Regions from separate parts of the Homo sapiens genome. Here region 1 is linked to region 2. Evidence: chromatin contacts called from ENCODE Hi-C or POLR2A ChIA-PET data. All regions are on one chromosome and are shown on one strand. Each heading gives the region's core, a stretch centred on a gene start or an enhancer-like site at or near the end of the contact. The rest is flanking DNA. Distances are from core to core; before and after follow the strand shown.

What was found. Hi-C counts contacts between places; a loop is a spot of excess contacts on that map. ChIA-PET counts read pairs that join two places held with the same protein, here RNA polymerase II (POLR2A). Pooled maps may share reads with other maps.
Region 1: a loop to region 2 is called in a map of natural killer cell, with 2.8 times the contacts of the local background. The contact joins two enhancer-like sites. A Hi-C loop is called at or near these places in 2 of 168 maps with a recorded cell type or tissue (naive thymus-derived CD4-positive, alpha-beta T cell and natural killer cell), 1 of 37 single-sample maps with no recorded cell type and 9 of 50 pooled maps. POLR2A ChIA-PET finds 5 or more read pairs at or near these places in 6 of 52 experiments (K562, Panc1, activated CD4-positive, alpha-beta T cell and 3 more).

Annotation. Positions count from the first base shown.
Region 1 is chr7:3,148,857-3,151,556 of GRCh38, reverse strand. It overlaps LOC100129603 (a long non-coding RNA gene), which reads left to right. Exons shown (of 4, transcript NR_126024.1): 3 at 2,489-2,576. Among named protein-coding and RNA genes, the nearest start is that of CARD11, 110 kb to the right of the region's middle. Within about 2 kb of position 1,341, at least 2 of the 41 ENCODE cell types and tissues checked have a DNase peak (open chromatin) inside an H3K27ac peak, as active enhancers do.
Region 2 is chr7:3,107,587-3,110,479 of GRCh38, reverse strand. All of the region lies in intron 1 of LOC105375130 (a long non-coding RNA gene), which reads left to right. Among named protein-coding and RNA genes, the nearest start is that of CARD11, 65 kb to the right of the region's middle. Within about 2 kb of position 1,404, at least 3 of the 41 ENCODE cell types and tissues checked have a DNase peak (open chromatin) inside an H3K27ac peak, as active enhancers do.

The sequences.
Region 1 (2,700 bases), core at 92-2,591, 41 kb before region 2:
CACTGTTTGGGACAAGGAAAACGAATGATTTTTTTTTTTTTTTTTTTTTTTTTTTTTTTTTTGTGTGAGACAGAGTCTTGCTCTGTCACCCAGGCTGGAGTGCAGTGGCAAGATCTCAGCTCACTGCAACCTCTGCCTCCTAGATTCAAGAGATTCTCCTACCTCAACCTTCCAAGTAGCTGAGATTATAGGCAGGAGCCACTACACCTGGCTAATTTTTGTATTTTTAATAGAGTATTTTTAATGTTAGTGAGGCTGGTCTTGAACTCCTGACCTCAGGTGATCCTCCCACCTCAGCCTCCGAAAGTGCTGGGATTATAGGTGTAAGCCACCAAGCCTGGCCGGAAAATGAATGATTTTTACTGCGTGGTTTATACTGGAGGAAAAAACAACAACCCAAGGATGGTATAGTATTGTCTGGAGTGGGGGAAAATAGAAACAAAGTAAATTTTCATCTATAGAGTAGCTGGATGCATTTAGGTATATCCATATTATAGAATACTATGTAGCAGTTTAAAATAATGAATTGAAACTCTATTGCTGATTGCTGAGTGAAAAATCAACCTAACCCACTCCTTGAAAGGAGTCACAAGTAGGGCAACGCTTTTGAATGAGATACCATGTTTCATTGTATTGGGGTGGGGGGTGGGAATCCACCAAGCATTTTTGCGTAACATTGAGCATTTAAAACACCAATACCGAGGCCGGCAAATTGCTTGAGCTCAGGAGTTTGAGACCAGAAGACTGGGCAACATGGAGAAACTCTGTCTCTACAAATAATAATAATAATAATAATTAGCTGAGTGTGGTGGTGCACACCTGTAGTCCCAGCTACTTGGGAGGCTGAGGTGGGAGAATTGCTTGAGATCAGGGAGGTCGAGGCTGCAGTGAGCTGTGATTGTGCCACTGCACTGCAGCCTGGGTGACAGAGTGAGACCCTGTCTCTAAAAAAAAACCAAAGACAAAAACAGAGACTCCCAATAACCTAATTATTTAACCCGGAATGAACACAATAGAGGGCACGTGTGTCTGCACTCATTGGGAATGTTTTCTTTCTCGCCTGTAGTTAGCGAACCCTGTGACATAAGCAAATGGGGAAATGTTATGTGAAAGATACACGATGCATGCAAGTAAGGCTTAGCAAAATGAAATAAGCAAGGGGACTTTTAATAACAGTGGTTTCCTGATTGGAGAGCTGTCTGAATAAGGGGACAGCCGCACTAGTCCCCTATCTCTCTAACTCATGACCCACCCAGGTGCTTCCGCCTGCAGCCCTGCGGGGGCTGCCTCCGGTTTTCAGGGGTCAGTGAGTGTAAACTCCTTTTTTCCTGGCAGGGATGCCCATGTCTGCATGTCTCAGCATCGCAGATTAAAGTAACTCCCAGGTGTGTGAAAACATCAGGCCTGTTTGTGGGGCAGAGTCTTGGCTGGGGAGAGAGACAGGAGATGTGTGTCATCTTTCCTGGCACTCACAGGGCCGTGGGAACAACAGGTTTGGAAAGGAGGAAGTGGAGCGTGGTGAGGTGCGGACTGCAACAGGGGAGGGGCAGCTGCAGGAGCTCTGGGGGCCTAGAGGAGCCACAGCCCCCCTGCTGCAAGCCAGAGAGAGACCGGAGGGCTTCTCAGAGGAGGGAGGTTGCAAGTACATGGTGGGAAAGGTGCAGACGTCTGTTAAGGGCACCCACAAAGGTGATGCAGGAGGAAGTGCTGTGGCTGGGAGACCAGGGCCGGTCCAGAGACTGGCCAGTGAGAATAGGAAAGCCTGCTGATATCCACAGGGCCTGGTCGTGGCAACCCTGATGAAACGTGCTAGGCTGTCTGGAACCTGCCCGTTAGGCAAAAGGAGCCACTCAAGAGGATCCCACCCAGCTGATGCCAGTTTCAGCTGAATCTGGTCTGTGGCTGGGGGCAGATTGGGAGAAGTCAATGCCTCACTGTTTTTGTTGTCGGGATCAATGGACGGCTGCCATTTGCAGGTGTTGCATCTGGGATAAAGTGAAGGGACAAGTTTGGAGCCAGGGCTTGGTGGCCGAAATGTGTGTTGGGAGAGCAATGGGCCAGGCAGCTCCCCTGGTGCTGGCTTGGAAGGTGGGTGGGTGTTGGAGCATTTCATGGAGCAGGGCCACAAGGTCAGCACTGGGTTTGGGAGTAGACACTCCTTGTGAGAAGAAGCCATCCTGGCCCGGTGCAGCTGCTCACGCCTGTAATTCCAACACTTTGGGAGGCCAAGGCACGAGGATTGCTTGAGCCCAGGGGTTCAACACCAGCCTGGGTGATATGGTTTGCATCTGTGTTCCCAGCCAAATCTCGTGTTGAATTGTTAGCCCCAGTGCTGCAGGTGGGGCCTGATGGGAGGTGATTGGATCATGGGGGAGGAATTCTCCCTTGCTGTTCTCATGATATTGAGTGAGTTCTCACGAGATCTGGTTGATTAAAAGTATGTAGCATCTCCCCGTTCTTTCTCTTCCTTCTCCTCTGTCCATGTAAGACGTGTCTGCTTCGCCGTTGCCTTCCACCGTGATTGTGAGTTTCCTGAGGCCTTCCCTAGCCATGCTTCCTGTATAGTCTGTGGAACGGTGAGTCAATTAAACCTCTTTTATTTATAAATTACCTGATTTCAGGTAGTTCTTTACAGCACTGCAAGAACAGACTAATACACTAGGAAACATAGCAAGACGTCTACATCTCTACAAAATAACA
Region 2 (2,893 bases), core at 155-2,654:
TGACCTCATGATCCACCCACCTTGGCCTCCCAAAGTGCTGGGACTACAGGTGTGAGCCACCATGCCCGGCTGGGAATCTTTTATGTATTCATTGGCCATTCTTAGATCTTCTGTGAGGGGGCCTGATCAAATCTTCTGTTCATTTTTTAGGAGTTGTTCTCTTCAGGGTTAATTTGTAGGAGTTCTCTACATATTCTGCACAAGTCCTTTGTCAGATACATGTGCTGCCAATATTCTTTCCATTCTGTGGCTTATTTTAATTTTTTTGAAACAGGTTCTCACTCTGTCCCCTAGGCTGGAGTGTAGTGGTGTGATCACAGCTCACTGTAGCTGCAACCACCTGAGCTCAAGCGATCCTCCCACCGCAACCTTTGGAGTAGCTGGGACTACAGGCATGTGCCACCACACGCAGCTAATTTTTGTATTTTTTGTAGAGATGGGGTCTCACTCTGTTGCACAGGCTGGTCTCAAACTCCTGAGCTCAAGCGATCGTCTACCTCAGCCTTCAAAGTAGCTGGGACTACAGGCATGTGCCACCATCCCCAGATAATTTTTTTATTTTTTGTAGAGATGGGGTTTCACTATGTTGCCCGGGCTGGTCTTGAACTCCTGAGCACAGGCCATCCTCCAGCCTTGGCCTCCCAAAGTTCTGGGATGACAGCCTCTGTGGCTTATCTTCATGATGTCTTTTGAGAAGCATTTTCAAATGCCTGAGTAACAGAGCAAGATCTTATCTCTTTAAAAAATTGCAATTCTCTATTCCCAACGGCCCACTGTTCATCTCTGGTGCCAACATTCCCCTGCAGACAGGGATGGAAGCCAGCACTCCTATTGCAAGTCCTCTCATCCAACGGAATGGGCTCAACAGCAGTGTGGGTTGTGGTGTATTTTTCAGTCAATTCAGTACCGTAGCTACCAGCTTCAACCTTTACAACCTGTTGTCTCACGAAGTGATCTCCTGCCACTCTCTAACCTCATGAAAATGAAATGGGAGCCCCGCAAAAGCAAATAGTTTGAATCTGTTTATAGCTGGTCAAACATGTTTTACTCAAAGACTGGAGTTCAAAAAGTCATTTCTCCTAACAACCAAACAGAAATATTTGCCCATCATTTAAACGTTCTGTAGCTCTCGGGGGTCCGCCTTACCTTAAATTGCTTGTTATGCAAAGTGTTCCAAGATGAAATTTGGCTTCAGTGTTTGGGGACGGGCTTTCGATGGATTTATTAACTGACTCTTTGTGTCTCACCTCCCTGGTATTTCAGGCTCTATCTTCTCCTTGTTATCTTTTATGCGGGGCCAGGACTGGTGGTGATTTTCCCTTTGTGAATCTTGTTTTCAATAGAAACCTCACAGACACACAGAAAACTCCTCAGGTATGTGTGTAGGCAGTGGTATCCCGCCAGCCTCCTGCCTCCCGGCTCTGCAGAGATTGTAATCGTGGAATTACAATAACACTCTGCATCCTCATCACACATTTCATCTGAGATTGCCAAAGGTTTCACTAACTAGTATATGATCTCTTTCATTTTACAAGTGGAGAAATCAAGGCTGGAAGACACTGTTGAGATGTCATGTCAGGGAACGCCTCCTGCCTCCCTGGGCTGGCTCCAGACACAGCCGTCTCTCTGCTCAGATGGATGCAAAGACACCCAGAATTTGTTGTTTTCATATAACGCGTGTCAGGTGTTGCTCTCAGCGCCTTTCACGCATTAACAAAGTTCATCCTTGGCCAGGCGCAGTGGCTTTTGCCTGTAATCCCAGCACTTTGGGAGGCCGAGACGGGCGGATCACCTGAGATCAGGAGTTCAAGACCAGTCTGGCCAACATGGTGAAACCCGGACTCTACTAAAAATACAAAAATAAGCCAGGCATGGTGGCACATGCCTGTAATCCCAGCTATTCAGGAGGTTGAGGCAGGAGAATCGCTTGAACCTGGGAGACGGAGGTTGCAGTGAGCAGAGATCACACCACTGCCCTCCAGCCCTGGTGACAGAGCAAGACTCTGCCTCAAAGAAAAAAAAAATTCATCCTCAATTCAGTTACATCCCTGTGTACAGTGGATAAAATGAGTCACAGGAAGGCTAAGAACATAGCCCAAGGACACAAAGCTATAAGTGCCCAACAGATTCTCCTTGCCTGCTGCCTAGACAGAGCCAACTTATCCAGACAGGGGAATTGCAATAGAGAAAGAGTAATTCACACAGAGCCAGCTGTGTGGGAGACCAGAGTTTTATTATTAAATCAGTCTCCCCAAGAATTCAGGGATCGGAGTTTCTAAGGATAATTTGGTGGGTAGGGGGCCGGTGAATAAGGAGTTCTGACTGGTCAGGAAGGAGATTAAATCATAGGGAGTTGAAGCTGTCTTCCTGCACTGAGTCAGTTCCTGGGTGGGGCCCACAAGACCAGATGAGCCAGTCTATCGATCTGGGTGGTGCCAGCTGATCCATCAAGTGCAGGGTTTGCAAAGTATCTCAAGCGCTGGTCTTGGGTTTTACAATAGTGACGTTATCCCCAAAAACAATTTGGGGAGGCTTAGAATCTTGCAGCCTCCGCCTGTGTGACTCCTAAACCCTTATTTCTAATCTTGTGGCTAATTTGTTAGTCCTACAAAGGCCCTCTCATCCCCAGGCAGGAAGGGGGTTTGTTTTGGGAAAGGGCTGTTATCATCTTTGTTTCAAACTATAAACTAAGTTCCTCCCAAAGGTAGTCCGACCTATGCCCAAGAATGCACACAGACAACTTGGAGGCCACCAGGCAAAGGAAAGTAAATGAGTAGCTTTTTACTGACTATGACAAAGTCACAAGTACACCAAGCCCTAAAAGCCCTCAAGATCACAGAGTGATGGCTGCAGCCCCAGTCACTGGGTTCTCATTCTAAGCAGAAAAGGGAGG